Regions from separate parts of the Mus musculus genome. Here regions 2, 3 and 4 are each linked to region 1. The links are chromatin loops, found by intact Hi-C in ENCODE. Cell type or tissue: heart. All regions are shown on one strand. Each heading gives the region's core, and the rest is flanking DNA. Links, peaks and the distances in the headings are about the cores only. Region 1 overlaps Msi1 (musashi RNA-binding protein 1). Region 2 holds the start of Dynll1 (dynein light chain LC8-type 1). Region 3 overlaps Hnf1aos1 (a long non-coding RNA gene). Region 4 holds the start of 4930401G09Rik (RIKEN cDNA 4930401G09 gene).

The links. Peaks named below come from ENCODE experiments on the same cell type or tissue, not always from the same donor. Only the 100,000 strongest peaks of a DNase experiment are listed, where the experiment ranks them.
Region 2: a loop joins it to region 1, with 3 times the contacts of the local background. A loop is called at or near these places in 6 of 42 quality-filtered maps.
Region 3: it touches region 1 in a loop (2.3-fold over the local background); 4 of 42 quality-filtered maps call a loop at or near these places.
Region 4: a loop joins it to region 1, with 6 times the contacts of the local background. A loop is called at or near these places in 36 of 42 quality-filtered maps.

Annotation. Positions count from the first base shown.
Region 1 is chr5:115,437,933-115,445,619 of GRCm38, forward strand. It overlaps Msi1 (musashi RNA-binding protein 1), which reads left to right. Exons shown (of 15, transcript NM_008629.2): 7 at 781-829; 8 at 2,553-2,635; 9 at 3,396-3,513; 10 at 7,463-7,543. Among named protein-coding and RNA genes, the nearest start is that of Msi1, 12 kb to the left of the region's middle. In heart, for the core only: CTCF peaks have their summits at 3,742 (motif pointing left) and 4,956 (motif pointing left); a DNase peak (open chromatin) is centred at 3,729; H3K27ac peaks cover 421 bases.
Region 2 is chr5:115,297,521-115,305,207 of GRCm38, forward strand. Dynll1 (dynein light chain LC8-type 1) reads right to left here and starts at 3,470. Exons shown (of 3, transcript NM_019682.4): 1 at 3,312-3,470; 2 at 2,993-3,130; 3 at 1-1,313. The coding sequence starts at 3,124. The coding sequence ends at 1,176. Gm13830 (predicted gene 13830) reads left to right here and starts at 3,600. Exons shown (of 2, transcript NR_131932.1): 1 at 3,600-3,713. In heart, for the core only: a CTCF peak has its summit at 2,788 (motif pointing right); DNase peaks (open chromatin) are centred at 2,791, 3,561 and 4,271; H3K4me3 peaks cover 3,162 bases; H3K27ac peaks cover 2,111 bases.
Region 3 is chr5:114,975,076-114,982,762 of GRCm38, forward strand. It overlaps Hnf1aos1 (a long non-coding RNA gene), which reads left to right. Exons shown (of 6, transcript XR_878697.3): 2 at 4,154-4,278; 3 at 5,085-5,224; 4 at 7,143-7,306. Among named protein-coding and RNA genes, the nearest start is that of Hnf1a, 7.9 kb to the left of the region's middle. In heart, for the core only: CTCF peaks have their summits at 4,301 (motif pointing right) and 4,502; DNase peaks (open chromatin) are centred at 4,386, 4,686 and 4,706; H3K4me3 peaks cover 1,763 bases; H3K27ac peaks cover 1,663 bases.
Region 4 is chr5:115,354,730-115,362,416 of GRCm38, forward strand. 4930401G09Rik (RIKEN cDNA 4930401G09 gene) reads right to left here and starts at 5,394. Exons shown (of 2, transcript NR_163911.1): 1 at 5,191-5,394; 2 at 3,971-4,403. It also overlaps a transcript of Msi1 not described here. In heart, for the core only: a CTCF peak has its summit at 4,304; a DNase peak (open chromatin) is centred at 4,312; H3K27ac peaks cover 764 bases.

The DNA of each region.
Region 1 (7,687 bases), core at 1,447-6,446:
CTCCCTCCACCCCCACCCCCACCCCACCCCAGCCATTGGGAGTCAGGCCAGTGGTTGGAGTGGGATGTGGAGACCAGAGGGTCAGATGTAGCCCAAGAAGGAGGCCCAGGATGCCCTGGCTTGTCCCTGTGTCTGAGAGGATGTCTGGGAGTGGAGCAAGGGTAGCAAGGAGCCTCGTCTGTGGCTAATGTAGACCCTCCCCCTCCCTCCCCTCCTCCCCTCCCCCAGCCAGTGCAAGGCAGGCAGCCCAGGCAGTGAACTCTGCTTGCTTTAATTACAGCCTCTGGCCTAAGGAAACCTCAATTAGAGCACCGGGCTGTAACAGAAGGGAGTCTGGCTGCTGGCCTTTTCCAAAAAGGGAAAGAGGGGCTTTGGTTTCCCCACCTCGGAATCTTGCTCCCCATATTTCTTTTCCCTAGCACCTACTTGTGTACCCTTTCCTCCCTGGCTTTGTGCAGGGCTTGCTGTATGACCTTGGCAGGTGACTCCACCTCTCTGAGCCCCTCAGTTTCCTAAGCTATGCCATGGAGATAGCCGAGCCTGCGCAGGGAATGTTGGGATGATAGAGGCAGAGTGTCAGGCATACATTCGGAGTTTAATAAATACAGACTGAGCTGCTGAGAATCTGATGGTTGTCTCTGGTGTGCTTCCGGAGAGTAGACAAGAGGGGTGTAGGTTTGGTTTGGTTTGGTTTGGTTTGGTTTGGTTTGGTTTGGTTTGGTTTTTGTGGGTGGGGAGAGGCTGGTGTCTGTGGGGCTAACACAGAAGTCTGCGTTTCAGGTGGATGATGCCATGCTGATGTTCGACAAAACCACCAACAGGCACAGAGGTGAGTGCGGCCCCTCCCCCTTCCTTTCCAGGCTGGGCCCAGGACCCTGGTCAGCCAGGGGGCTGCAGGTCACAGCTGCCCTTTCATGTTGCCTCCTGACATCCTATCCCTGAGGAACTGCATCCTCTCCGGGGCCTGGCCTTACAGAAGGCTTTTGTCTTCTCCTTTCCTGCATCAGAAACTTTGCCAATTGCAGAGGAGCCGAGGACACCCCCCGCCCCCCCCCAATGGTGCCCTGCACCCCTCCCTTGGCCAGTGTCTGCTCCGGCCTGGCCTGGGCTTACCTTATCCCTGGAAACCAGAGCTGGGGCCAGGCTGCCCTGAGGTCAGGCTGACTCTACAGCCTCAGGCAGTCTGGTTCACCACCGCTTCCGAGCTGAGCCCATGTTCTGCAGACCCCTTCCTTGGCCCTGAACCTGTGTGTCCTACCTGGTTGTTTTCTCCTAGCCCTTGGGGGACTCCCTGAAGAGACAGGCAGTTGGGACAGTTTCTCAATGGCTTCGGGGCTCTTAGCTTCTTAGAACCGTGTGGGCTATGAGTGGCTATGAGTGTGTGAGAGGTGTAGTGTGTGTTGGGTGGAGTGCTAAATGTGCCTGGTTTGCCAGGGCAAGCATACCTGCAGAGTGTCCCCCAGTGTCTGTGAAATGGGGTTGCGTGTGCAGCTGAGGGGAATAAAGGGTCTGTTAGGTATGAGCTCATCCTGTTTGTGTGGATTTTGCTCTTCTGGGATCAAGCAAACCCTTGGTTTGAAATGACTCCCCCCCCCCAAAATATGGTATCTAAAGGGCTGAGAATGTAAGAGATGCTAGACCCTAGTTCTATCTTCAGCTAAAATAAGAGAGAGACCTAAGTTACATCTGTATCAAGCAGGTGCAGATGTTTTTCTCTCATCCATTCCCTGAACTGTGGAGTGTAATAATAGGCTGTATGGAGCACTGGTGTTGGGGATTAGAAGTTCACAGGTAGGCCTGGATTCTATTGCAAATGTGTGGGTCTGTATGAGCAACTTGAGCACAGCATAGACACAGATTTGGGGGGTCACAGTGAAGCACCTAGGACCCTTAGTGCTGTGATTCCCAAGGATGGCATTTCATGACGGCTCTGCCACTTTAAAAACAACAAAAAAAGATTGGCCAGGCAGTGGCAGAACAGGGCTTTAATCCCAGCAGAGGTAAGAAGGCAGATGGCAGGCAGATCTCTGAATTCCAGGCCAGCCTGGTTTACAGAACTGAGTTTCAGGACAGCGAAGAGTACCCAGAGAAACCCTGTCTTGAGAAACCAAAAACTTTGTATTTATGTATGAGTGTCTGTGTGAACGTGTGCCGTATGTGTGTGGGTGCCCCCAGAGAGGACAACTGGAGTTACAGGCTGTTGTGAGCTGCCCCATGGGATCATAGGAGACGAGAACCCGGGTCCTCAGGAAGAGTAGCAAGTGCTCTTAGCTACTGAACTGTCCCCTCCAGCCCCAGCCCCAGCCCCACTGTGACCACTCTCCAACTTGCTGTGCAACCTTGGGCACGTTAGTCTACCTCTCTGAGCCTCTGCCTGCTCTTCTGTAATTTGGGACCTGAAACCTTGACTCAGACAGTAGTTGGGTTGCTCTCTTAGGCTATGGGCAGAGCCTTTTATTAACTCTCAGACACTTGCCGCAAGAGATGAGCTGCGGTGTGTGCGCGCGTGTGCTCGTGCTTCTGACCTGGCCCCGCCCTTGTCCAACCTCTAGGGTTTGGATTTGTCACGTTTGAGAGCGAGGACATCGTAGAGAAAGTTTGTGAGATCCACTTCCATGAAATCAACAACAAAATGGTGAGCTGGGATCGGTCGGGGGTCGGAGGTCGGGGGTCGGGGAGGAGGTTGGGGGTCGGGGAGACCGGGACTCCAGGAGGAGGCAGTCAGGGAAGCTCTGGGGTTCTGTAAATAGGTAGAGGTGGGGCTCTCTCAGAAATCAGCAGTCTGTCATTCCGAACAGTTCAGAATAGGAAATGAATGCCTTGGGACGGTCCCTCTCAGAGCCCAAGTGTCCACTTTTATATGGGATTCCCTACCTTGGTGGCAATGGCGGGGTATGCCTTTCAGCCCAGCCTGGTCTGCAGAGTGAGTTCCAGGAGAGCCAGGGCTACACAGAGAAACCCTGTCTCAAAAAAAAAAAAAAAAAAAAAAAAAAAAGAAGAAGAAGAGGAAGAGGAAAGAAGGAAGGAAAAGGGAAAAGGCGAGGATGGAAAGATGGGAATCTCAGCTCCATGTCATGGAACATGCCTATAATCTCAGCTCTCTGGGCAGGAGGATTGCCACAAGTTCAAGGCCAGCCTGGTCTGTATAGCAAGTTGCAAGCTAGCTAAAGCTACACTAATAAGACCCTACCATAAGAAAATTAAAGTGAGTTAAAACTAAAAATAAGTCATGTAGGAATCGTAATGCATTCACGGTTGGTCCGGTGCGATCGTTCTGGTGACTGAGCTAGCATCTGTAAAGCCCTTCAGACATAGTGAGCGCTCTTTAAACGGTAGTTGAAGTAAGAATGAGGAGGCCTGCTGTAGCAGCCTCTGACCGTCAGCTTTCGTTGCAGGTGGAATGCAAGAAAGCCCAGCCAAAGGAGGTGATGTCCCCGACAGGCTCAGCCCGGGGCAGGTCTCGGGTCATGCCCTACGGAATGGATGCCTTCATGCTGGGTATTGGGATGCTGGGTACGTGCCAGGCCTACACCTGTGGCTTTTTTCTTGCCTAGTCTTGCCCCTGAGGCTTCTGGGGGGGTGGAGGGGGGCAGGCTGGGTGGGTGTGACTTCTCCTCGTGGTCTGCCCTTCTGTCTGAGTCAAGAGTAAAGGCAAAAACTGTGCTTCCAATCTGGCAGACCTGCCCGAAGTGGACAGATTGGTGTGGAACACTGCCCTCTTGTGGTGGTTCTGATATACTGCAGCCGCCCCATAGTATCTGGTCTCCTGACTACTTGGGGTATCTGTATCCATCCCGTGTTGAGCGCCTGATGCATGCTAGGAATTTCCAGCCATAATTTTCCTGAGTTCAGGATGAAGTATAGGCTACCAAGAGAGTGTGGGCAGAGATAATTGGACCAAGACTCTGGAGAACCAGGAAGCACACAAGAGTTACACTGAGCCTGTAGGTTGGGTCTGCGGGCAGTCGTGGGGAAGAAGGGAGAAGCGTACCAGACAGGGAGAGTAGCATTGACAGAGGTCCAGGGGCTTGAGGAAGGCTTGGTTGTCTCACGCAGCTAATTCTCGTGTTGTTATTGTTGTCTTTGTTGTGTTTTGTGTGAGGGGTAGGATCTGCTGTCACTGGGCTGTGGTTCACCTGAAAGACAGGAGTGTCTTCTATAGAGGGATTCGGGGCCATGGAGGTCCAAGGAGCCACCTAAACAACCACGGGAGGCTCCCTGGAGTAGGTGATGGGACTAGCCATGAGCCTTGAAATCAGCTAAGAGTCAGCTGTGCTTTGAAAAGCACCCAAGGGACTGGGACGATGGCTCAGTGGTTAAGAACACTAGCTGGTCTTTTGAAGGACCCAGGTTCAATTCCCCAGCACCCACATGGCACCTCAGAACAACCTGCAACCTTAGTTCTAGAGGATCTGGCTCCTATTCTGCATGGCATTGTGCACATTGCATAAAAATATTTTTTAATTAAAAGAAGGGGGCAGGAGAGATGACTCAGTGGTTAAGAGCACTGACTGCTCTTCCAGAGGTTTTTTTTTTGGTTTGTTTTGTTTTCTTTTTCTTTTTTTCTTTTTCTTTTTCTTGGTTTTTTGAGACAGGGTTTCTCTGTGTAGCCTTGGCTGTCCTGGAATTCACTCACTTTGTGGACCAGGCTGGCCTCGAACTCAGAAATCCACCTGCCTCTGCCTCCCAAGTGCTGGGTTGTTTTGTTTGTTTGTTTTTGAGACAGGGTTTCTCTGTGTAGCCCTGACTATCCTGGACTGGAACTCACTCTGTAGACCAGGCTGCCTTCGAACTCAGAGATCCGCCTGCCTCTGCCTCCCAAGTGCTGGGATTAAAGGTGTGTACGACCACTGCCTAGTGTCTTCTTCCAGAGAAGTTCTGAGTTCAATTCTCAGCAACCACATGGGGTGACTCACAACCATCTGTAATGGGATCTGTCGCCCTCTTCTGGCGAGCAGGTGTATGTGCAGATACTCATACATTAATTTTTGTTTGGTTGGGTTTTTGTTTGTTTGTTTGTTTTTTGTTTTTTGAGACAAGGTTTCTCTGTGCAGCCCTGGCTGTCCTGGAACTCACTCTGTAGACCAGGCTGGTCTAGAACTCAGAAATCCACCTGCCTCTGCCTCCCAAGTACACCACTATGCCCGGCCACATTAATTTTTTTTTTAAAAAAGGTGAATTTCACAAAAGTACCTAGATCATGAGGTGTTATATGTATGCTCAGTCCTTAGGGAGCACACATGAGAGGGCACTCGAGCACATACACACATACACACACACACATATATATATATACATACATACAGAGATACACATACATATACATACACACATAGAGACACACAGACACACACACATCATAATACAGGCACACAGACTCACACATACATATACACATACATACATATACACACATACTCACATGCATATGCACACACACACAGAGACACAGAGTAAACAGGCTGGAAAGCCAGCTCAGCAGTTAAAAGTCATAACTGCCTTTGTAGAGAACCCGGGTTTCACTCCCTGGACTCATGCCTGCCCACACCCACACGGCCAGTTCCAGGGAATCCCGCAGCTCCTCACTTTCCCCGTGCAGGCAATATGCATAGACCAGACATATACACAAACACATACATACAAATAATCAAGGGTGAAGACAAACATTGAGAAGATGAACATACGGCCAGGGGGAGTTAGTGGCTAGCCTGTTCCAGGACAAGGCTGGAGAGATGAAGAAGTGCTGAGCCATCTCTCCAGCCCAGTATGTGTGAGTTTTTCCTGAGTCTTTTGAGGAAAGGTCTTTTCCTTAAAACTGGTTTTTTTTTTTTAAAGACAGGATCTGTTGGTAACTGGGTAACCTGGAACTTGCTCTGTAGACCAGGCTGGCTTTAAGCTTACAGAGATCTGCCTGCCTCTGCCTCTCCCTTCAACTGCCATAATGTATTTTTTTAATCTTTATAATTGTGGGCACATACGGGGGGGGGGGGTGTTAGCGCATTATAGTTTTATATTGATGAAATATTTACATCTAATGTACTATTTCCTACTATTATTAGTTGACCGAAAAATTTTTTTGCTATTGCCAGCTTGTTTGTTTGTTTGTTTGTTTGTGACAGCGTCTCACTTTTTAGCCCTGGCTGTCCTGGGCCAGGCTGGCCTCAGATTTACAGAGGTCCACCTGCCTCTGTCTCTCAAGGGCTGGGATTAAAGGTATGTGGTATCATGCCTGGCTCTATTTTATTTTAATTTTTTTGAGACGGACCCATGTAGCCCAGGATAGTCTAGAACTGGTTCGTAACCAAGGATGACCTTGAACTCTCTACCTCGCTGAGGTGACCAGCTTAGGGTGTGTTGGAGGTGGAGCTCTCTCAAAGCAAGTCTTGGTCCTCCCCGGACCGTCTGGGGCTGGAATGAGGCGGTTCACTGCCTCTCTTTTGTTGTCTTCCCATCCAGCACTTTGAGAAACACCTTTGTCTGCGGTCAGTTGTTTTTGGCTTAAGTGATTTCGAACAGCTATAGAAAAAAGTAATAAATGGTGCAGTCAGTCGGGAGCTGCGGGGATGGCCCAGTGGGTAGAGCATCAGCTGCGCAGTCACGGGGAGTTCTTATCCACAGCGCTGTCGTGAAAGCATGCATCTGGAACCTAGTGCTGGGGCCTTCCTGGTCACACAGTGTAGACGGTGGGGAAGCTCTAGGCCCTGGGAGAGACCCAGCCTCAAAATAAAATAAGGCAGAGAGCAACAGGAAAGGACACTCGTGAGTTGCTGAGCCCTTGCATGCATACACACCCATGCACCACACATGCTGAGCCTGCAAGGGCTGGTGAGGGAGAACCAGGGAGCTAATCGGATCTGAACCGGAATTCCAGTGCTCCGTGAGCACTGACAGAAGGCTTTCTTCTTCTGGGTGATAGAATGCCCACCCTCAGAGGAATCGCGGGACGACGCAGGAGGAACTGTAGCCTCCGTGCAGAGAGAGGAGAGACCTGCCTGACACCAGCGTAACAAGGCCTCAGTGGTCTCGTGTGGGTGCCACGGGCAGAGATGGCATTGTGTGCAAGGGCCCTGGTCTGATCTCTGCAAACTCTTGAGAAACAGCAAGTCGGGGCGTAGAGGCAGGAAGAGAAAGCTGTGTGAGAGATCGGGAGCAGAAGAAGATGGGAGCCCGGGTGGGAAGAGTTGGGTAACAGGGTTGTGTTGTTCTTATCCAGTTTCAGCTCTCTGTGCCTCAGTTTCCGTGTGAGCCCCTCACCAGGCCTCCCTGATACAGCACTTGAGAGGTCTTGTAAGATGATAAACGCTGTGCCCAGCTTGGGGCTTGGTGCATAGAAGTCTACTGGAAACCTAAGGCTTATCTGTGACAAGCTAGCTGTAGGAAGACTATGAGCACCCTCAGATCCAAGCTGGCCTTGCCCCCCGCTGAGGGCAAGGTTTCTCACCCCGTCGCTTTGTCCCATCAGGTTACCCAGGGTTCCAAGCCACGACCTACGCCAGCCGGAGTTACACAGGCCTTGCCCCTGGTTACACCTACCAGTTCCCCGGTAAGTCCCCCTGGGTGTCTCTCCACATGTCCAGCATGTCCCCAGTTCCAGACAGTGTGACTCCTCCTCAGGGTGGCGGGCATCTAGAGTGCATGGCCGGATGCTTGGAAGGAAGGGCGTGTCCGAGGAGTCTCTTTCTCCCAC
Region 2 (7,687 bases), core at 830-5,829, 140 kb before region 1:
ACAAAGGAACATTTAAGGTTGCCAGGCAGTGGTGGCGCATACCTTTAATCCCAGCACTCGGGAGGCAGAGGCAGGTGGATTTCTGAGTTCGAGGCTAGCCTGGTCTACAGAGTGAGTTCCAGGACAGCCAGGGCTACACAGAGAAACCCTGCCTCAAAACAAAAACAAAAAGGAACACTAAGGTTATCCCTAACCATGACATAGTTTGAGGCCAGGACTGGATTTCCTAAGACACTTTCACAAAGAAACAGGCTTGCAAGATGGCTTATGGAATAGACTTGCTGCTGAGTCTTAGAATCTACACAGTAGAGAATCACTGACTGCGCACACACCAACAGCAAAGTCTCACACTCCTGGTCCTGACAGAACACAATGTCTGACCAAGTTCAGCTTACAAAGCTGTCCTGAGGCTCTCCGTAAGAAGCATAGTGAAGTGTGGGCTGGCTGCCTGGGCCTCTACCTGCAGGAGTCTCCTATGCAGGCCTCTCCTTGGGTTACAGTAGCTCCAACTGACAACGGGGCAACTTGGTGACTCCGGGCCCATAGCTTTCATTAGGTCCCCAAGTGAAGCTGTGACTCACATGTACTGATGATTTCTGAGCACAGCCAGTGAAAGCAGCAGCCTAGCAAATGAACTCTTGTGGTCGGTCCGCTAATCCAGGGCCGCCTAGAACCTGCTCTACTCCTTCCTTAGCTTCCCAAGTGCTAGGCTGACAGGAACAGGGCCTCAGACCTGTGGCTAATAATCCAAATCATCTGGAAAGACAGGTGTGGCCTGCCAGACATTCCATCAAGAGAACTAAACTAATCCTACAGAACAGGAACACCTCAGACAACAGACCAAGTCACTTACCAACTGCTAAGCCTCATCAACCCTATCTTGAACAAACTAGCAGAGACATACATCTCCAACAGATTTATTTTTAAAGGAATGACCTAAGGGAGAAAAAAATGGGGGTACAGAAGTATGGACTAGAAAATAAATACAAATGTAAGCTGTTTTACTAATTTTATAACCACAGACTTGTACAGAGAATGAAGCCCTGTACACAACACAACAGATTCAAACGAGGTGTTCCCTTAGCAAGGCTGAAGATTCAGTCTCTGGTATTTGGAATTTGGATGCAGTCCTTGTTTTTGGATGGATCACTGGGTGTTTGGCACAGTCCATGCTTTTAACCAGATTTGAACAGAAGAATGGCCACCTGACCCAGGTAGAAGTAGATGAAGTGTTTGGTTTCATGTGTCACATAACTACCGAAGTTTCGGCCCACAATGCAGTGCCAGGTAGGGTTGTACTTCTTGTCAAACTCCTAGGAAGAAGAAACAGAAATTTAGTGGTACACCTGGAGGATTCACTTTCCAGAGCCTGTAGGACCAGAAAGGGCAATCCTGGCATCTGTAATTGTCTCCACACTGGGACTGAATCCAGGGCATGGGCATGCAGGCAAGCGCTCACCACAGCCCCAGCAAATTCTTAAGAGAATGTTCCCTGGCTTTAAATCATCTACCTAATGCAACGTGCTTGCAGTCTGAGGTAAACTGAGAATGGGAGCTAAGAAGATCAAAGGTAGAAGGTCATTTTCAAGGACAGTTCTGTTTCAATGAGGGCACTTCTGGACTACTTTGATTTTTTTGTTTTGTTTTGTTTTCTAAAGACAGGGTCTCTCTGTAGTCCTGACCGCACTAGAACTGGTTTGGTCTCAAAAATCAAAGAGATCTGCCTGCCTCTGCCTTCCTAGTGCTGGGGGGTTAAAAGACCCATCATCTGCACCTCACCTCTGACTCCAGCAATTCGATGGAGGTAGATGACATCAGCATTTGCAGTTCATCAGGCTCCACCACTGTATTTGCCATGCACCCCAAATCAGGAAGACAACCACCACCCCCCCCCCCAAAGACCAAAGGACAAAGTCTCAATTACCACATAAATCAAGCCAGGCTGAAAAATGCAACAGAACCTGACAGTTAAATGCCAGGACTTTATCTTTTAAAATCGCTCTCCTCCACATCTACCCAGTCTTAAAAATTAGCAAGTTAGAGAGCATCTGCTACCTGATTCTCCCATCCCATGGACATTAAAACTAGCAATGTGTTCATTTCTTCACTAGTTGGATAGAACCAGGGCCAGAGATGATGTAAAATTCTTTAGGGCTCCTACTATCTTATCGGGCAATCGGTATGAAAACCTCATTTATTAAGCAGAATGTCTCTCTTACAATCCAGACGCACATACTGCTGCATTTGTCAAAAAAAGATATTCAAGCCGGGCGTGGTCTCGCACGCCTTTAGTCCCAGCACTTGGGAGGCAGAGGCAGGCGGATTTCTGAGTTCGAGGCCAGCCTGGTCTACAAAGTGAGTTCCAGGACAGCCAGGGCTACACAGAGAAACCAAAAAAAAAAAAAAAGTATTCATTTTTGTTCCATGTGAGTCTTTCATCCTCCCGTTCTCCACTGGAACCCTCCCACGGCTTCGGCTTCCAGTTTCCTTCCAGCAAACATAGCTTGAGAAGTTGGCAGTCTTGCGCCAGCTTTCTACAAAACTGCCATTTACCAAGCCTCCACCCAAGCCCCCCAAACCACCACTGCCACCCACTTTCCCTGAACTGTCGACTAACTCCCGACTAGAAGGCTGGCAAGATCTCCTCCTAGCCCGGCTGGAAACACCCACGCAGGCAGGCGCAACCCCCCCCCCTCCCGGAACACCCAGATGGATCCTCGGCGCAGGAATTCTACAGCAGGGGGAACTGCTCGCAACTCCCTGATCTTGGAAACCGTTGCTAGGTGGCGCTTTCCCCCAAGGAGCTGGGGGTTTAAAAAAAAAAAAAAAACTTCTGGCGTTGAGGGTCTGGTCTTCCCCAGAGGAACGCGAAACCCTTGCGTCCTTTCTAGAACTATCCATCCCGAGCCGCCCTGAGTGCTACAGGGAAACTGCCAGGCGCCCAGAGGACGCAGAATCGGGGAGTAGGAACTACGCGGCGCCGGGTCCTCACCTTCTTGATATGGGCCGCAATATCCTTCTCGATGTTGTACTTCTCCAACGCCTGGGTAGCGCACTCCACCGAGTCCTGTTGCATCTCTTCCGACATGTCTGCATTTTTGATCACCGCCTTCCGGTCGCACATGGTTACCTGTGTGGTGACGAAGCGCAGGGAAGAGGGAGAGGGGTCGGGTGCGGGCCGCGCTCGCTGCCCTCCCGACCGGCGCCCCCCTTGAGGACGACGCCCCCACCCGCTTCCGAGGGGCAGCTCCCGAGGTCCGCACCGCAGGCCCGAGGTAGGGGGGACGGGGAGGACCCGAGCCCGGTCTCACCGTGGAGCAGAGGCCAGCCGGCTGCTGCGAGCTCCTAGGGAAGGTGCGGGCGCCGCTCAAGCAGCAGAAGACAGCCGGTCGCTACCGAAGCCGTGGCGCATCTAAGCTGCCCCACGCCAGCCGCCGCCGCCTAATCCCTAGGCCCCGCCCTGCGCCCGCGGCCCCGCCCCCGGCCCGCGTCGCTATTGGCCATCCGCTACCGCCAGCCTCTCCCGATTGGCTAGCGGATTCAATGGTTCCCTCAGGATCTTTCCCCCGCGTTTTGTTGCAGACCACAATGCACCGCGCACAGCGTCGGTTGCCCGGGCGATGCGCGGCACGCGTGCGGAGGCCCACACACCCTGAAGGCGGAGCCCCGGGTCGAGTGGCTGGCTCCCGGACCACCCAGCAGTCTGGAAGGAGGTGAGGGCGGGCATTTTCCTCTCGGGGGCCCCACTGAGGTTAGCGCAGGGTGTGTTCTGGAATCGCAGGTTCTAGAAGGCTGGGAGCTGCCGCCCCAGGTGCCGCCCATTTCCACCATCTCCCCCCACCCACCCGGGGTCCGCACGATTTATGGCCTTTGACAGGTGGCCTCGAGCTTAGCAAGGGTGAGCCATCGATGCAGTTGCACTCAGGGTCTCGTAGGGCTTGGTTCGAAGCTCTGCTGTCACATTCCTGAAGTTTGTAAGTAAGTGCGTGTGTCTGAGGAGGCCCTGGGCTTGAGAGGCAAGTTCTACGTTCTGCCACTGAACCCTGTTTTCTTTCTTTTTCGTTTTTTCTGCCCGTGTCCTCCCCACCCTACCTTAGCATCGTCTCCCTAAGTAGCCCCAGGATGATCTAAAGTTCGCATTTCTTCTTGGCGCCTCCCCCATGCGCCATCACACCGGGTTAAATTCCGAATTTTATAACATGACACTACATGCTTATTTCGTACTGTAGCCCCTGTGTAGCTGGTACTGCCCTAGGAGACCGTATACATACTGATAGCCTAATGATTGAAGGAGAAATTCGGGAAAGGGATCGCGTATCCAGGAGGTAGAGCCTGTCTGCCAGGCAGTGGGGACCTCAAGATCTGGAATGTGGGTGGATGCCCAGTGTGTACAGGTGAGGCTGCTTCCTCGGATAGAATGTCCATTTGGGCAAAGTTTCTTGGCTGAGGATTTATTTATACAAAGGAAGACGTATCTTAAGAAAGTGATCCTAAGATGTGTCTCCTCTGGCATTTATGACTAATCGTACCCACATAATAAATAAATAAATAAAAATAACAAAATACTGGGCTACCCCTCAGTCAGTAGAGCATTTGCTTGGTATGAGTGAGGCCAGAGGCTGCATATTTGATCCCCAGGAGGCTCCAGGAGGGAGTCAGAACACTGGAAGACAGGAACAGAAGGATCAGAAATTCAAGTCCAGCTTTGGATAGATGGCGCCAAGGCTAGCCTGGGCTACATGAGATCCTGTGTAAACTGCCCTCCCCCCCAAAAAAATAAATGAAATAAAACGAGTCAGCAGCAGTGAGTGGGTGCTTGACCTCTGCTCAGCACCGTACCACTCACAACAGCTGTGTCTGAGAGGATCTTCTTTTTCTTGCTCTCTTTAAAAAAAAAAAAAAAAAAAAAAAAAGCTGGGCGTGGTGGCACACGCCTTTAATCCCAGCACTTGGGAGGCAGAGGCAGACGGATTTCTGAGTTCGAGGCCAGCCTGGTCTACAAAGTGAGTTCCAGGACAGCCAGGGCTACACAGAGAAGCCCTGTCTTGAAAAACCAAAAAAAAAAAAAAAAAAAAAAAAAAAGTTTGTGGGTGTTTGGTTGTATGTCCCTGTGCCACATCTATGCCTGGTACTCAGGGAGGACAGGAAAGGGCATTGGGTGGTCTGGCTCTGGGATTTCAGAGAGTTGTAAACTGCCATATGGGTGATGGGAATTGAACCTGGATCCTCAGAAGAACATCTGTAACTGCTGAGCTCTCTTTCCAGCCCCAAGGGGACCCTCTGTTTTTACATTCTCGGCGAAGCTGTGCAGCTGGGGGTTACCTTGAATCCCTGATCTCCTTGCTCCCACATTTCAAGGACTGGAATTTAAGGCACAGGCCACCAAACCTAGTTTTTAAGGGGTTCAAGAACTGAGCCAGGGCCTTGTGAGTCTAGGCAAACGTTCTACCAGCAGAGCCATTTCCCCAACCCTGTCTAATCAGGTATCAGCTGTAGTGGCTCCTTCCCCTGAATTCCTTTTTGCCTCTCACCACCATGCTGTTATGTCCTAGAATACTTAGATCCCCTCCATGAAGTTTGCCTTGTGCTTTCCCCAGAGGGATTAGCTCCTGTGTTGTCCTTCCTGGTGAGTGTCCGTGGGCCCTGCCTCTCCTGTTCCCTATTCCAACTTCAGCATCCACTTCACTGTCTAGGGCTAGGGATGTAGCTCAGGGGTGGGGCCCTAGGTTTCTCCCTATGCCAAGAAAAAGAATGTACTCGGGAAATATGACTGAAAATGTAAAATGTCTAGGTCTTATGACATCCCAGCCCATCTTAGAAGATCAGGAGATTTAAAGGGGCCAGTAAGATGGTTCCAGAGTAAAAGCACTTGCGGTGCACGCTGGAGAACCTGAATGTGATCTACAGGAAGTCCATACAGGCAGAAGGAGAAAACCAACCTCACAGAGTTGTCCTCTGGCTTCCACACGTGAGACATAGCCCACACTGAAAATAAATAATAATAATGTTAGAAAACGGAAGAGGGGAAGGTAAGAAATATGCTGCCGTTTGGATGTATGTTTTGAGACAAAGGTCTAACTGTGGAGCTGCGTATGTAGAGCAGGCTGGCCCTGGACTTACAGACATCCTCCTGCCTGTGCATCCCAAGTGCTGAGGTTGAAGATGATGTACCATCACAGCCCACTTTTCTTTTTCCTTAAAGAAGGCCCTCCCTGCCGGGCAGTGGTGACGCATGCCTTTAATCCCAGCACTTGGGAGGCAGAGACAGGTGGATTTCTGAGTTCCGAGGCCAGCCTGGTCTACAGTGTGAGTTCCAGGACAGCCAGGGCCACACAGAGAAACCCTGTCTCAAAAAAAAAAAAATAAAGATTAAAAATTTAAAAAAAGAAAAGCGCTGAGGCAGTGATGTCCTTTAGTAGGCAGACTGCTGGTCTCACTTCCTTTAGGAAGCTAGGATGGACTGAACTCCCCGATTCTACCTTCCAGGTGTTAAAGAGTACAGGCTGATGCCACCATGTTGGTTCTGGTACATTTTGATTGGGCATTAAGAGGGGCTCCATTTACTGTGGACAGTATGGGGGAAAGGAGAGAGTTGGGGCTCAAATGTCTTCTGGGTTAATTAGAGCATTGTGTCAGACAGACAGATCAAACATAGGTCATTCCTAGATCCTCTGGAACTGCGGCTGGTGCCACAGTAAAGCCCCCGTGAGCCCACCAGGCAGCAGGCAGAGTCCCGCAGATTCCCTAAAGCACCTTCATGCCGTTTTCATCTCTTTGCTATCTCTATTGTCATTGATTCTTTTTACAAGTATGTGTGTCTATTTGTGCACCACATGTGTGTGCATGCCCAAAGAATCCAGAAAAGGGACTCAGACTGAACTTAGAGGCAACTGTGAGCTGCCTGGTATGGGTGCTGGGAATCTAACCCGAATCCTCTGCAGAAGCAGTAGGTACTCTCCTTGCTGGGCAACCTCTCCAGGCCTATTTGCGATTTTTAACTTTCTATCATCTGATTGGACAGAGAAAGGCATAGGACATTAGTACAGGACAACTCAGTGTGCCTGTGAAGGTGTTTCCAGAGAAGAGGAACCAAAGGGACAGAACCTGCTCTGGATCTGGGTGGCACTGTCACACAGACCTCAGGCCTCGGTGGAATTTAAGAGGGGGAGGTGCGGGTAGGGGGGCTGGGGTGTACCTTCATTTAGGTGTAATTCTTGCCTATTATATGAATGGCCTTGTGTAAAAACCCAGTTAACCGGAAAAGAAAACAAAAACAAGAAGGCAGAGATGGAGGCAGACAGCCTGAGTGGGTATCTGTGCTCCCTGCTGCCGAGGTTGAGGCTCCGTGGTGTGGAAAGCTCTGTTCTGCCAACCTTCCCTGGCCAGGAGCTGGTCTGAACTCAGGAGTGAAGACGCTTTCCACCCGGGGACGGTGATGCACAGCTGTGACCCCAGCACGGGAGAGGCCAAGGCAGGAGGAGTCCCTAACGTTTGTACTCAGTCAGAGCTACATAGCAAGACAGGTATCTGCCACCAAGACTGGAACTGAGTTTGATCTCTGGACCCTAAATGGTAGGAGCTGACTCCCAGTTGTTCTCTGACAACCTTACATAATCTCACCATAAAAATAATGTGCATTTCTTTTTCTTTCTTTTTTTTTTAAAGATTTATTTATTTTCTGTATATG
Region 3 (7,687 bases), core at 1,487-6,486, 460 kb before region 1:
TATATATAAGTACACTGTAGCTATCTTCAGACACACCAGAAGAGGGTGTCAGATCCCATTACAGATGGTTGTGAGCCACCATGTGGTTGCTGGGAATTGAACTCAGGAGCATTGGAAGAGCAGTCAGTGCTTTTAACCACTGAGCCATCTGTTTTTGTTTGTTTTTGTTTTTGTTTTTTTGAGACAGGGTTTCTCTGTATAGCCCTGGCTGTCCTGCAACTCACTTTGTAGACCAGGCTGGCCTCGAACTCAGAAATCTGCCTACCTCTGCCTCCCAAGCACTGGGATTAAAGGCGTGCGACACCACTGCCCGGCAAGTTTTTGTTTTCAATGACAAGATTTCACTAAGTACTTGAGGTTGGTCTCAAATTCAGACTCCTGCCTCAGACTCTCAGTTGATAGTATCATAGGCATGTGCCACCATGCCGGACATTATTTTAATTTAAAAACTTTGTAATCAGATGGAAGGAGGAGGATCAGGAGTTTAAGGCAAATTTCAGCCACATAGTTAACTTGAGGCTAGCTTGGGCTAGAGGTGGGACCTTGTCTCCAAACAGACAGTAAAGTCAATAAAGACAAAAAAAAATCTTTTCTCATTCCTTTCTCACTGTTTAATTTTGGTTCTGTTTTCTACGATGTGACCGCTGCCTCATGTCCCTGCCTTCTTCACTGTGATGGGTAACCCCCACCCCCAACGATGAACCAAAATAAACCCTTCTCTCCCTAGGGTCTGCTCTGACAGGTGTCAATCACAGGGACAAGTAGAATAACTAACCAGGCAATGCTAACTGGCTGCTCGTTTTCTGGAATGTGAGCCACAGGAGGGTAGGCTCTTCTCTGATTCATTCACTGATGTAGTCAGAGCCTGGGAATATGCTATAGAACACCTAAATGTAAGATGCTCAATAAATATTTATTAAATCAATCTCATTACAACTAACCATGTTTTGTGTGGGTTTTTTTTTATGGTGTGTTCTGTGCAGATGTGGGGTATGTATAGCGCGTCTATGTGTGTGTGTGTGTGTGTGTGTGTGTACATACTATATATAAATTGTGTGTGTGCATTGTGGAGTGTGCTTATGTGTATGTGGTGTATACGGGGTATGCTTATGTGTATACGGTGTGTGTGTGCTGTGTGCATGTAAGGTGTGAGTGTGTATTTGTGTGTGTGTTGTGTGTGGTAGTGAAGTCCAATCTACTCTGTGATTTGAATATTTTCTTCATAGTTTGGAAAACCACACACACCAGTGCAGCAGTGCCTCTGGTCTGCAGCCTCATTGAGAGCTTCATGTCTTCATTTCCGGGGCGGACTATCCGGAGTGAAGTTGCTGGGAAATGGAGCATGGCCCTCTCCTGCCCTGCTGCCTTCCTCCACGGCTCAGTGAGAAGGCGTCGTGGCTAGCTGCTGGGCTTTCCTGGCCCTCCTGGATTTTCCAGCCTCTAGAGCTTCTGTCATGCACTGGGTTTTCATAACACTTCTGAGTTCTGTTATAGCTCCATTCTGCAGAGGAGAAAAAGAGAGGCACGGGGCGGGGGTTGGGGTGTTCAGTGAGGATCAGAGTCCTTCAGAGCTGGGGTCTAGGGTGGGCAGCTGCCTTTGAGAGCCTGGTGCCCTCTTCCCAGGGTCTGGCATTGTTTCTTGATCCATGCTATTACCAGGGAGGAGACTGTATGCTTTTCTTTTGTGGCTTCATGCTTTGGCAGCTGCCTAGTGGCTGGAGCAGGAGCCTAAGGGCTCAACCTCGGGCAGTGAGTGGTGGTGGCTTTTTTTAATCTCAAAGTCTGACCTGCAGCAAGACTGTACCACCCAAACCTCCCCCAAATGATGTCACCAATAGGGGGCCAAGTGTTCCAAAGCCTAAGAGGGATGTGTCTTGTTCAAACCACCACACAGGGTCTCACTATATACTCCTATCTGGTCTGGAACTCACCATAATGAGACTGGCCTTGGGCCTAAGGTAAGCCCCCTGTTGCTGTTTTCAAGGGTCTGGTCCCTTGAAGCTGGTGTTATAGCCAAGTGTGAACCACCTGACTTATGTGCTGGTAATTGAACTCAGGTCTTTGGTAGGAAGGCTTAACCAGGCTGGAGAGATAGCTCAGTGGTTAAGAGCACTGACTCTTCTTCTGAAGGTCCTGAGTTCAAGCCCCAGCAACCACATGGTGGCTCACAACCATCTGTACAGCTGCAGTGTACTCATATAAATAAATTAATTAATTTAAAAGAAGAGGGCTTAACCACTATGCTGTATCTGTAGCACCAACGTTCTCATTTTTTTCACTTGATATATAATCACTATTCATATTGGCGCTCAGTGTGCTAATTTTGGTTTTTGTTTTGTTTTGTTTTGTTTTGAGAGAGAGTTTCTCTGTATAGCCCTGGCTGTCCTGGAACTCACTCTGTAGATCAGGCTGGCCTCCAATTCAGAAATCTTCCTGCTTCTGACTCCCGAGTGCTGGGATTAAAGGTGTGCACTGCCACATGTATATACATCTTGGGGTTTTTAAACCCTTATAAGCAAAAAAAAAAAACAAAAACCAAACAAACAAACAAACAAACAAAAAAACCCAAGAGGCTTAACACCTAACAATTACTGTACGAAAATACAATTGAAAGAAAGAAAAAAAAAGCTTCAGTTATTCTCCCTCCCCCTACTCTTTGAGACAAGGTAGCCTGATGTAGCCCAGGATATGTATCAAGGATAACACTGTGTATCAAGGATAACATTGTGCTCCTCACCCCGCCCCCCCCCTCACTGTGTGCCGGGAATATTTATATAGTCTCTAAGGGCTTTGTACAAACTAGATAAAAACTATTGGGTGACCACTTCTGCAGCCCTATTTTATGCATTTTATTTTGTTGTGTTAGGACAGGTTAGGGTTAGGGTCTAGCTATCTGGCTGGCCTGGAACTCACTCTGTAGACCAGGACGTCCTGCCTCTGCATCTGAGTGCTGGGAGCAGAGACACGGCCTGCTTTGTTTGTCTTGTCTTGTTTTCCTTAACACCTGTAAGGATGTCCTAGCTAAGTACCATTGTGCCCATAGACTGGACACAGCAGCTCTGATCCTGGCATTAGATTAGAATCTACCACCTTCATTTCCAGCTCTGTGACCATATTTGCATGCAGTTTGCCAGTTCACTCTGTATCAAAAGGGCCATAAAGCTGGTCTCAGGAGGAAGTTATAGCGTGTAAATAAGGAATAAAAGTTGCTTCCTTGACCAGACTGAAGGGGGGCAGGGCACGACTGTGGTTTTTTGGTTTGTTTGTTTGTTTTCTTGTTGTTATTTTGTTTTGTTGTTTTTTGCAAGGCATCCAGACAGGTGTGTCTGTGTTACCGGCTAGATCTCTCTAAGATCCTTCTAGGATCCATGGTTCGGGAACTTCACCTTTCCAGGGTCTCCACAGACATAGTAAATGTTAAAAAAAACAGCTGTGCAGGTTTAATCCCAAACGCTGGGATTAGAGGCCTGCGCCACCACTGCCTGGCGACATATTTCTTAAATTATTTTTTGTGACCAAGCAAGAGGGATGCTGGGTCAGCCATCCCAGAGTTGCCTTGCCTTTAACTCACTGCTCCTTTGGATCTGTGCCCAAAGCTCGTTCCTGGCGCTCATCCACGCACAATTTTCTGAGCCCGAGTTCTGAGCGCATCTCTGCAGCAGGGTTCTCACCCGCTCTCACAACCGGGTGCAGATCCAGGAACGAACACATCCAACAGGAAAGAGAACTGAGGTGTGCCTGGCCCTTGAAAAACATTCCTTTCTTTCTCTCTTTCTTTTTTTAAGATTTATTTTATGTATATGAATACACTGTAGCTGTACAGATGGTTGTGAGCCACCATGTGGTTGCTGGAAATTGAACTCAGGACCTCTGCTTGCTCTGCCCCAAAGATTTATTTATTATATGTAAGAACACTATAGCTGTCTTCAAAGGCACCAGAAGAGGGCGTCAAAGCTCATTACGGATGGTTGTGAGCCACCATGTGGTTGCTGGGATGAGGACCTTTGGAAAGGCAGTCAGTGCTTACCCACCGAGCCATCTCACCAGCCCTGAAAAACATTTCCTATTAATTGTATATTGTGGGGTGAACGTGTGGAGGGCAAAGGACAACTTGCGAAATCCAGCTATCTCCTTCCACCACCTTCTTTCTCAGATTTTTCTCGAAGGTGTGTATTCAATCCAATGAGACGTGAACGCAGGGAGAGCGGGACAACTGTATGCAGCTCTGACCTGGACGCAGACAAACTCGGAGCAGGAAAAACAGCGTGGGCTGAGCAGGTTCGGTGTCCTTCCGCGTGGATGCAATCTTCTTCTTTAGCAGTAGAGGGCGCTCGACCTCCACGCGCCACAGCTTCCTGCCATTCCTGCCTAAGAATTCTCCAGTCAGGGGAAATTTTGTTCAGATCCACCCACTTTATTCCTGGTTGAGACTCCCCGCTCCGTCCAAATGGCAGAGAATCTCTTGTCTGAGCAAAACACTTCAGGCAGCCTTGCCAGGATCTCACCTGCTTTCCCTGCTCCGCAGGTGCTGTTAGGAGACAATCTGGTTCTCACAAGCCAAGAGCTCGGGGACATCTATGATACTGAGATGCCAATCAAAGTTGGCCAAACAGTGAAACGAGGGCTGGCAACACTCGCTGGATAAAGGGATTGCTATGCAAGCGTGAGGGCCCGAGCTGGGATCCCTGGCACTCATGAGGACACCTGGGTGTGGCTTTGCGTATCTGTAACCACAGAGCAGGCGGAGACCGGAAGGATCTCCGGGCTCACTGGCCAGCAATCTATTAGAAAGAGTGAGCTCCAGGGTCAGTAAGGGACCCTGTCTCAGAAACTAGTGGAGAGCATGATAGAAGACACCCTCCACCAACCTCTGGCCTTTTCCTGAGCCTGGAACACACGGACGCACGCATGCGCATAAACACACACTGAACTAGGGCTCAGGGACCTGTTGAAGGCACCATTGGCTGGAAGAGCCCCGAACTGGGCAGACAATATCAGGCTTTGCAGATCCCGTGGCTCCCCTGAGCCTGTTTCCTTATCTGTCCGGGAAGGACGGTGTGTCTAATACATGGAAATTATTGCAGAATTACCACTTGCAATCCTGAATCTTACCTAGAAGAAGGCAGAAACTTCCAGAGCGGTACCGCGTGGAAGCCTGGCATCAGACTGCCCACTGTAGGAAACCTCCCAGCTCCATCCAGTGCCTACAGGAGCTGGGACACAGGTACCGGCGGATAAGCCTCCTCCCCCACTCGCCACCAGGGTTGAGCCTATGTATGGTCCCTTACTCTGACAAAGCTTCTCCGTGCTTCAGGGACTTGACCCATCCCGGGCTGAGTCGCCCTCCCCTTCCCAGGCCGGATGTTTGTGCCCGCCTCTCCACAGCTGTTTATTAAATCCTAATTCCTCTTGTAGACCTGAAAGGGGTAGAGCCAGCGAGGGGAGGGGCTTAATGTCCTTACCTCCCTCTCCCCCACCCCTCAAAAAAAAAAAGTTCTGAGAGAGCTTGTCTGCTCCTCCAGGAGCAGACAAGGGGCCTGCGAGTGCAGCCCAAGTCAGCTCAGAAAGCTACAGTAATTTAGTATCATCAGGTATTGCGCCTAGCTGTGTGTAAGAGAAAACCCAAGGTCAGGGTGGTATTCCAAATCCGGCCTAATTTCTTTCAGAAATGGCACTGGGGGGGTCCCACACAATGTTTCCACTACCCTTTTACCCTACTATCTTTGTGGGTAGACAGGCTCTAGATCCCAGGAGACCTGTGGGGCTTCCACCTGCCTGCCAAGGGTCTGAGCTCACTCATTTGCATATATTATATTCTACTATATTACTATAAATTATATATTTTATATTATATGCATATATAATGTAAATATTATTTTTTATATATTAAGCCAGGTACAATGGTGGATTCCTATAATTTCAGCTACTCAGAAAGCTGAGGCAGGAGGATTGCAAGTTGGAAGCTCAAGTTGGAGCAAGGCAGCCTATATAAACAAGGGCTATATAAACAAGACTTTGGCTCAAAAGGGGGGGGGGAGTAAAACAAAGGAAGCGGGGAAGCTCTTGAAACAACTGAAAAACAGTTCAAGGTCTGAATAGTGAGAGGTTTTTAATCTGAATCAGAATTCTCCATTGTCAGGCTGAGGATGTATGTAGTCCATGGCCTGCCTGGAATGTGCAGAGCCCAGGGTCCAACCTCCATAGGGCTATACACTGGGCAGGGCCTATAAACCCGGCATTCAGGAGGTGGGGGGAGGAACATCAGCATTTACTGAGGGTCATCCTGACGCCTGGGATGCATGAGACCCTGTTTCTAAACCAAAAGAATTCACAATGCTGTCCCCTATAATAAATTAATTGGCTTTTTCTTTTCTTTTTTCTTATTTCCTCCTCCTCCTCCTCTTTTTCTTCCTCCTCTTCCTTGTAAGGTTTCACTGTGAGGCCCTCGAAATCCCCCTGCCTCAGCCTCCCCATAGCTTTGACTTACCACCTCACTCTCTGGCATCTCCGTCAGAAGATCTTGAACTCAGTAAGAGTTTCCTCAGGTGCCAGGCAGTAGTGGCACACACCTTTAATCCCAGCACTTGGGAGGCAGAGGCAGGCAGATTTCTGAGTTCGAGGCCAGCCTGGTCTACAAAATGAGTTCCAGGACAGCCAGGGCTATACAGAGAAACCCTGTCTCAAAAACAAAAACCAAAAAACAGTCGATTTGGGGCTTGAGGTTCCAGAGTCGATGACGGTGCAGTGGAGGTGGCAGGCAGCAGGCAGGGCCAGCAGCAGCCCAGAGTTCACATTTTGAACCTAAAACAGGATGAAGAATGCTAACTGGTAATAGCCATTAGAAACCTCAAAGGCAGCCCCCAGGGCCACACTTCCTCCAGGAAGGCCACACCACCTAATCCTCCCAAGTAGCCACCAACTGGGGACCATGGATTCAAACCAGCGCATCAAGTGAGCCAGAGGATGCGACCCCCGACCCCCGGGGCCAGCTTCACCCAGAGAGTCAGCTCCACTCAGGGTCACAGGCTACCTCCTCTCCTAGACGCCACTCCAAAGAGCCCGTACCTGTACCGCCCTCACAGACCTAACTCGGAACCAATCAGAGGATGATTGACAAGTTTTTTTTTTTTTTTTCCTCCGAGTGGAGTTGCTTCAGCGCCACCTCCCTGAACTTGTTAACCGAGCAAATCCTCCAGGCTCAGCTCCAGCCGCCAGATCAGAAGCCCTGGAGGTGGCCCTGCAGTTTCCAAAAGCCCTCGAGGGTTTCCGGATGTGTTTCTCCGTGGGAAACTTCCACCTTTCAAAGGTCTATGGCTTCTTTTGTTGGTTTTCATTTTCGTTTTAACAAAAAAAAAAAAAAAATTACTTAGGCAGAGTGGTGATTGGAGGCAGAGGCAGGGGCATCTCTTTGAGTTTGAGGCCAAGCCTGGTCTACAGAAGGAGTTACACGACAGCCAAAGTTACACAGAGAAACCCTGTCTAGAAAACAAACATACAAACAAACAAAAAAACCAAACAAACTGTATTTAGTGCAGCAGGGTGGGGGGTGGGTGGGGGGGGGCGTGCATATGGGAACAGGACCACAGCCTGTGGAAAAAGGTTCTCACGGGCCACCAGATAGGTCCTGGGGATTGAACGCAGGTCTTCATGCTTGACAGCAAGCGCCTTTATACCCACTGAGCTGCCT
Region 4 (7,687 bases), core at 1,536-6,535, 83 kb before region 1:
TAATCAAAATAACCATTTAAAAATGGTTCTGACTCACAGTCAGCTATTGGATGGAACACAGAGGCCCCCCAATGGAGGAGCTAGAGAAAGTACCCAAGGAGCTAAAGGGGTCTGCAACCCTATAGGTGGAACAACAATATGAACTAACCAGTACCCCTGGAGCTCGTGTCTCTAGCTGCATATGTAGCAGAAGATGGCCTTGTCGGCCATCATTGGGAAGAGAGGCCCCTTGGTCTTGCAAACTTCATATGCCTCAATACAGGGGAACGCCAGGGCCAGGAGGTGGGAGTGGGTGGGTAGGGGAGTGGGTGGGGGGAGGGTCTGGGGGACTTTTGGGATAGCATTTGAAATGTAAATGAAGAAAATACCTAATTAAAAAAAAATGGTTCTGACTTCTGCGGAAATATTTCAGGTCATCCTCGAGAATGAACCAGGTCATCAAATGTCTTCTCAAGGGTCTGAGGTGGCAGTTCTACACCGGCTGCCTCTCGCTGCCTCCCCGGGGACTGCCTGGCCTCTCCGAGTACCCAGCCTCCCAAGGCCAGCTCCAGGCAGGCTCGGGTCTGAGGTCATCCTCTCTAGCGGCCCGTGATGTTTACATCCAGGCTGGGGCCATGGCTTCTGCTGTCCTGTTTTCCGGAACAAATATCTGGTAGGTGAAGAGCTCTGTAGTGGAGAAACTCACGTTGGTGGAAGAGGATGTTCGGGTGACCCTGGCTAAGAACAGCCCTCGCTTAGGAGGAAACCTTATGGGGGCATCCTGCCTGCTACTTTAGCTACAGTCTCTCCAAGCTAAGAGCACCTTTTAATTCCTGGACCAAAATACAGTTGTCTACCAGGAGACTGCACCTGGAAGGTACCGAGGCGTCTTTCCAGCAGGTCCCCAGGGAAACAAGCAGGTTGTGACCAGCGCCTTCATCTTTGGCTGGTCACATGGACCCCAGGATTCCTCACGGTCTCAATATGACCCTTCAAATGGGGACCCAGCAGTGGCCAGTCCAGAAGGAGGTGCAAGCTAACGTGTTGTGTTCTGCAGCGAGGAGGAGACAGGACTGCATGCATCACTGACATCAAGTTCAACTCTCAGGTCTGCCGCTTCTCTCTGTAATCATCCTTAAGGCACCTGGGAAAGCCCACTTGTGAGGCGAGGGTTTACCATGTAACAGGCTCGCCCCCTGCACTGATCTCACAGTTGCAACACTTCGACAACCGGTGTTATGCTGATCCCCATTCTGCAGATGGGGCAACTGAGGTCCTGCGTGGTTAAGTCATTTGCCGAAGCTTCACCCTTCATACGATAAAGCCTAAAGCCGGTATTCGAATCCGGAAGTTTGGCCCCAATGCTTTCCACGTTGAAGCGCCACGAAACGCTGCATCAGGGGCTGGAGAGATGTTAGCTCAGCCAGTGAGCACTTGTGGTCAAGTCCGGACTTCTTAACCGACAAGCCTGGTGTCCACAAGCGCCTGCAACTGCACAGCCAAGGGGTTGGACACCCCCTTCTGCCTGCCCAATGGCACACTTGCACACACCAAAGCAGACATGTACACATACAGATACTGTTTCTAATGGTTAGAACTGGAATGGTTGGGGGGGTACTGGGGGGAGGGTAAGGTGCTTTCTACCAATCATGATGACTGAGTTTGATAATTGGGACTCACTCCCTGGAAGGGAGAGAAACTAGTCCTGAAAATTGTCCTCTCGTCTCCACATGTGTGCTGTGGACATATGTGCATGTGTGTGCCCACAAATAAAAATATATGTGATTTTAAAAGTACCTTAAAGAAACATTACAAAGCCAGGCGTAGTGGCACATGCCTTTAATCCCAGCACTTGGGAGGCAGAGGCAGGCAGATTTCTGAGTTCAGCCTGTCTACAAAGTGAGCTCCAGGACAGCCAGGCTACACAGAGAAACCCTGTCTCGAAAAACAAAAACAAGCAAACAAAAACAAAAAACACTACAGCGGTAACTCAAGGGACCACAGGAGAGTGTCTGGCAAGAGCTTAAACTTGTGTGAGTTCGAGGCCAACCCACACCATATAGCAAGACCCCCTTCTTCTCTCAAAAGAAGAAAGAAAAAAGAAAGAAAGAAAGAAAGAAAGAAAGAAAGAAAGAAAGAAAGAAAGAAAGGAAGGAAGGAAGGAAGGAAGGAAACAGGGTGTGGTAGTGAGTGCCTTTACCTGTAACAGAGGCAGGCTCTGAGTTTGAGGCTAGCCTGGTCTACTTAACGAGTTCTGGGACAACCAGGGCTACAAAGTGAGACCCTGTCTTGCTTGGCTATTTTTCCTTCCCTGTCTAGATCATTAAGCTTGTCCACTCCTGACTTCCCTCAGGCTGCTCTGGAAGGTTTCCTGATACTCCATACCTCACCTCTATCTGCCCTTTCCAGCCAGTCCCCAGCTCCCCACCTCCAACAGGAAGCCTCTCCGGATTAATTCCTACCCTCCCTCTGGCTTCTGGTCCTCCAGTGATGTCAAAGTTCTCTGCGCTCCTGAGTTCCCGGGGGGGGGGGTGGGGGGGTGGGGGGGTGGGGGGTGGGGGGGGTGGGGGGTGGGGGGGTGGGGGCGCTGGCACAGAGCAGAGCGGAGCACACAGGGATGAAAGTTCTGAGATGGAATTGGATTTAGATCCTGGTTCTGCTACTTTTGTTGAATAAATCATTTATCTGGGCCTTAGTGTTCTCAGGACTGAATGTGGTTTATGTGAAACACTTAGTATCTTGCTCCGTAAATGACAGCAATTATTTTTGTTGTTGTTGTTGTTTTGTTTTGTTTTGTTTTTCGAGGCAGGGTTTCTCTGTATAGCCCTGGCTGTCCTGGAACTCACTTTGTAGACCAGGCTGGCCTCGAACTCAGAAATCCGCCTGCCTCTGCCTCCGGAGTGCTGGGATTAAAGGCGTGCGCCACCATGCCTGGCTACAGCAGTTATTTTTAATTTTCTTTGTCTTGTTTGTATGTTTGTTTGGTTGGTTGGTTCGTTTTTGAGACAGAGCCTCACTGTGTAGCTCTGGCTATCCTGGAACTTGATATGTAGACCAGGCTGAGATGCAATCCCTCTTGCTTCCCCAGTGCTAGGATTAGATGTTGTGCCACAGGCTGGCTTCTGACTGAGCTAGTATTGATCATCCGCAGTTTCATTCAGTGAAAAAACGAGGCAGGTCCGGGATGTGGCTCAGCAGGTTGAGTGTTTGTTGGTCATGTAGGAAGCACTGATTTTGGCCCCCAAGTCCCTACTATACCTGGGCATCAAGGTGAACAGCAGCAACCCCAGCACTCCAGGAGTTAGGATGGTCCGAAAGGCAAGGTCATCCCGTGCTACACGGCTAGTCTCATCTACATGAGATCTTGTCTCAGAAAGAAAACAAAATCGAATCTGCTGGGCAGTGGTGACACATGCCTTTATTCCCAGCACTCCGGAGGCAGAGGCAGGCGGATTTCTGAGTTCGAGGCCAGCCTGGTCTACAGAGTAAGTTCCAGGACAGCCAGGGCTATACAGAGAAATCCTATCTCGAAAAAAAACACACACACAAAGAAAATCGAATCTAAGGCATGTGAGGATGTGTTTTGCAGTGCTGTGGTGCTGCTCACTGGTGGAGATCACTTTCTGCTCTGGCAGAGGATAATAAAGGGCCCAGAACCCAGATAGTGGGTCAGAACTTTACATAATTCCAGTTCCAGGGAATCCAACACGCTCTTCTGGTCCCCACGGGCACCAGAAATGCACATGGTACATGTAGGCAAAACACTCATATACATAAAATTAATAATGATGTAAAAAATATGGTCACCGGGCAGTGGTGGCACACACCTATAATTCCAGCACTTGGAAGGCAGAGGCTGGTGGATTTTTGAGTTCAAGGCCAGCCTGGTCTACAGAGTGAGTTCCAGGACAGCCAAGGCTACACAGAGAAACCCTGTCTCGAAAAAAAAAAAAAAAAAAAAAAAAGTCTATGAAAATACATTAAATGAGTCCCTACCACATTGTATTTAAACATTTTTTAGACGGAAAGGCTGCCTACAGTTTGTGTAGCTGCTATGCACATGTTTGAGGAAAGCTATATCTGGGCTTTTTTTCTTTTTAAACATTTGGCTATGAATGTATACTATTTGTGTTGTTTTAAAAAATCCTCCCATCCAAAAAAAAAAAAGATCCAAGGCTGTTCAGCTGCTACCGGGATTTCTGTCGCTCTTGTCAGTTCCATAGACTGTAAGTCACATGAGGACAAGAACCCTTTGGGCAGAGTTAAATCAGTCAAAGGACTGGGTAGGGGGTGGGTGTCCAGCACCTGCAGTACCGCTCGCTCCCAGTGGGTGGCAGGCTCCTCCTAGGCGGGCGCCGCCCAAAAGCCTGGGCCAGGGAAGTCCTGCCTTCGACCTTCAACGTGGCTGGTCTCCTCTCAGGTTCCTGGAAGGAGATGGAGGGAGGTGAAACCTGAGAAAGGAATACAGGGAGAGAGGTCGGCTCAACCCCGGGGGCTCTTTCTTCCGGCCTTCTTCTGAGGCTTCTCATCTTCCTCACATTGGTACAAGAAATCTTCAAGGTAGGCATGGTGGTGCTCCCCCCACCCCCACCCCCATTATCCCAGCACCAGGGAAACTAAGGCAGGAGAATGAAGAATTCCAGGCCAAAACACATGCCTTTCATCCCAGAACTGGGGAGGCAGAGACAGGAGAATCTCTGTCAGTTTGAAGCCAGCAGGGTCTGTCACTATGTATAGTGAATCCCTGGGTGCGTGAGGGATGGGAGTCTTCAGTTATTCTAGTCAGGCCTGTTATTCCAACGACTCTATATTCTGGAACAAAAAGATCACAAGTTCAAGGCCAGCTCCAGGCTGTAGATTGAGTGCCAGGCTAGTGTGGGCAACTTGGTAAGATCTGTCTCAAAACAGGAAATAAACGCTAGGCATGTACTTTTAAACGCAGCAATAGAAGACAGAGGCAGAAAGGACATTGCAAACTCAGGGCCAGCTGGGGCTTCGTGGTAAGAACCCGTATCAAAAACAAGACATGGACAAATTACGATTAAGAAGGCTGGGGATGTAGCTCAGCAGTCTGGCAATTGCCTAGCATGCCTGAGGCCCTGGGTTCAATCTCCAGCACCGCAAAAAAAAAAATTTTTAAGTAACAATCAAACAAATAAATAAGTTAGAAAAGAAAAGGAGAAAGGAATTGGGACAAAGCAAAGTGCTTACCTAACTGCACAAGGCCTGCGCTCTGTCTGTCCCTAGCACTGTGATAAAAACAGCTGTGGTAATAAATGCCTGTTATCCCAATATTCAGGAGGCGGGGGCAGGAGAATCAGGGGCTCAAGGTCATTACGTAGCAAAACCAAGGCCAGCCTGGGCTACAGGAGATCCAGTCAGAGAGCTCTGAGAATCCTCATTTCCTGTAGGAGTGGGAGTAGATAAGAAATACGAAGAAAAGTCCCATCCCTCCCCCAGGAACTGGGCACAGAGCAGAAGGCAGGAACCTTTCCTGAAAATCTGCATAACTCAGAACTCACCTGACAGTTGATTTACTGCCCTGCTTGGTATTCCCTTTGATCTTCAGGTGGTGGTGAGTTGTCTGAAGTGGGGGGCAGGGACACACACACACACACACACACACACACACACACACACACTCACTCACTCGGGTTCTCTAACAGAGCTGCAGGCCCTGAGCCACCTCCTCAGCTTTTGGTTTGTTTGCTGCTTCATTGGTTGGTTGGTTGTTCTTTTCTTTTTAATGACTTCTTTGTTTTTATTTCGCGGGAACTGGTGTTCTGCCTAAGTGTGTGTCTGTGTGAGGGCGTTGGATGCTGTGGAGTTGCAGGCAGTTGTGAGCTGCGATGCGGGTGCTGGGGATTGAACCCTGGTCCTTTGGAAGAACAGCCAGGGCTCTAACCACTGAGCAGTCGCCCCAGCCCTGTTTGTTTTTAAGTAAGGGTCTCACTATATAGCTCAGGCTGGCCTTAAATTCCCACCCTTTTGCCCTAGCCTCCTGAGTCTCTCCCTCCTCCTCCTCCTCTTCCTCCTCCTCTTCCTCTTCCTCCTCTTCCACCTAGTTTTTTTCCTAACTTTTATTTACCATCTCTGGTAAGAAATCGAGAGAGCAAGAGAGTGAGAGAGCAAGCAAGAGAGTTCAGTAGTCAGTGCAAGCGGAGATCAGAGGACAGCTTTCAGGAGTTGGTTGTCTCTCGCACCACGTGGGTCTTAGGGAACTGAACTAAGATTTTTAGGCTTCATGTTTTTGTTGTTTTTGTTTTTTGGTTTTTTTTTTGTTTTTTCTTTCTTTTTTTTTTTTTTTTTTTTTTTGGTTTTTTGATACAGGGTTTCTCTGTATAGCCCTGGCTGTCCTGGAGCTCACTTTGTAGACCAGGCTGGCCTTGAACTCAGAAATCCGCCTGCCTCTGCCTCCGGAGTGCTGGGATTAAAGGCGTGCGCCACCACGCCCGGCTTAGGCTTCATGTTTAGTGCCTTAATCAATGACTCACCTCTCACCTCACCCCTCTGTCTTCTTTAATAACCGCAGGTCAGGGATCTGGGCAGTAGCTCAGCTAATAAAGTGCTTGCCTTACAAGCATTCAGACCCCAGGTTCAATTCCTAGAACCCATGTGGAGAAAATTAAAATAAAATAATATAATATAATAAAAAAAGAAAGAGAAGGAGGAAAAGTGAAAATCCCAGCACTTGGGAAATGAGACCAGAGGACTCCTAGGGCTCGACAGCCACTGTAGCCTAGTTGGTGAGGTTCGTGAGATTCAGGCCTGCCAAAGAAAAAGCTCCAGTCTTTAAAGAACAATACCCAAGGTTATTCTCAGGCTTCTACCTACACGCGCGCACATATACACACACGCCTGTGCACCTGCACACACACATCTGTGTAATCCCTCCACCTGTTCACCTGCATATACCTGTGCATCCTCACACACCCGCACATGCACACTAATTGTAGATAAGACAGTATATAGTTAAAATTAAGAAAAGAAAGACAGGGCCGGGCAGTGGTGGCACATGCCTTTAATTCCAGCACTTAGGCAGAGGCAGGCAGATTTCTGAGTTCAAGGCCAGCCTGGTCTACAGTGAGTTCCAGGACAGCCAGGGCTACACAGAAAAAACCTGTCTAGAAAACAAACAAACAAGTTTGAGGCCATCTCCAGTTACAGGAGACCCTGCCTCAAAACAAACAAAAACAAAAACAAAACAAAATCCAAACCAAACCTAGCAATCAAAACCTTAGAGATAGGAGGGGGGCTAGAGAGATGGCTCAGTGGTTATTCCCAGCAGGGCCGCTCACGAGCTGGAACTGCTTTCAGTTCTGCAGGTGGTGCACGGATATATATACGTGCAGGCAAAACATTCGTACACACAGATAAGCAAATTAAAAAAAAAAAAAACCCATAAAAATAAGACCAAAGAGCAACAATGGAGGTGGGGGGGTGGGGAGGGAGAGAGAGAGGGAGGGAGACAGGGAAAGGGGAGGGAGGGAGAGAGGGGCAGAAGGAGGGGGAGGGGAGGGAGGGAGAGAGGGGCAGGAAGAGGGGAGAGGGGGAGGGGAGGGAGAGAAAGGGGGAGCAGGGGGAGGGGAAGAATGGGAAGGGAGAGGGGAGGGAGGGAGAGAGAAAGGAAAGCGAGGCTGGAACACCCACTTCACTGCTCACCCTCTGGATGAGAGGGGCCACATTTACATCTGCTAGAGCCAAGAGT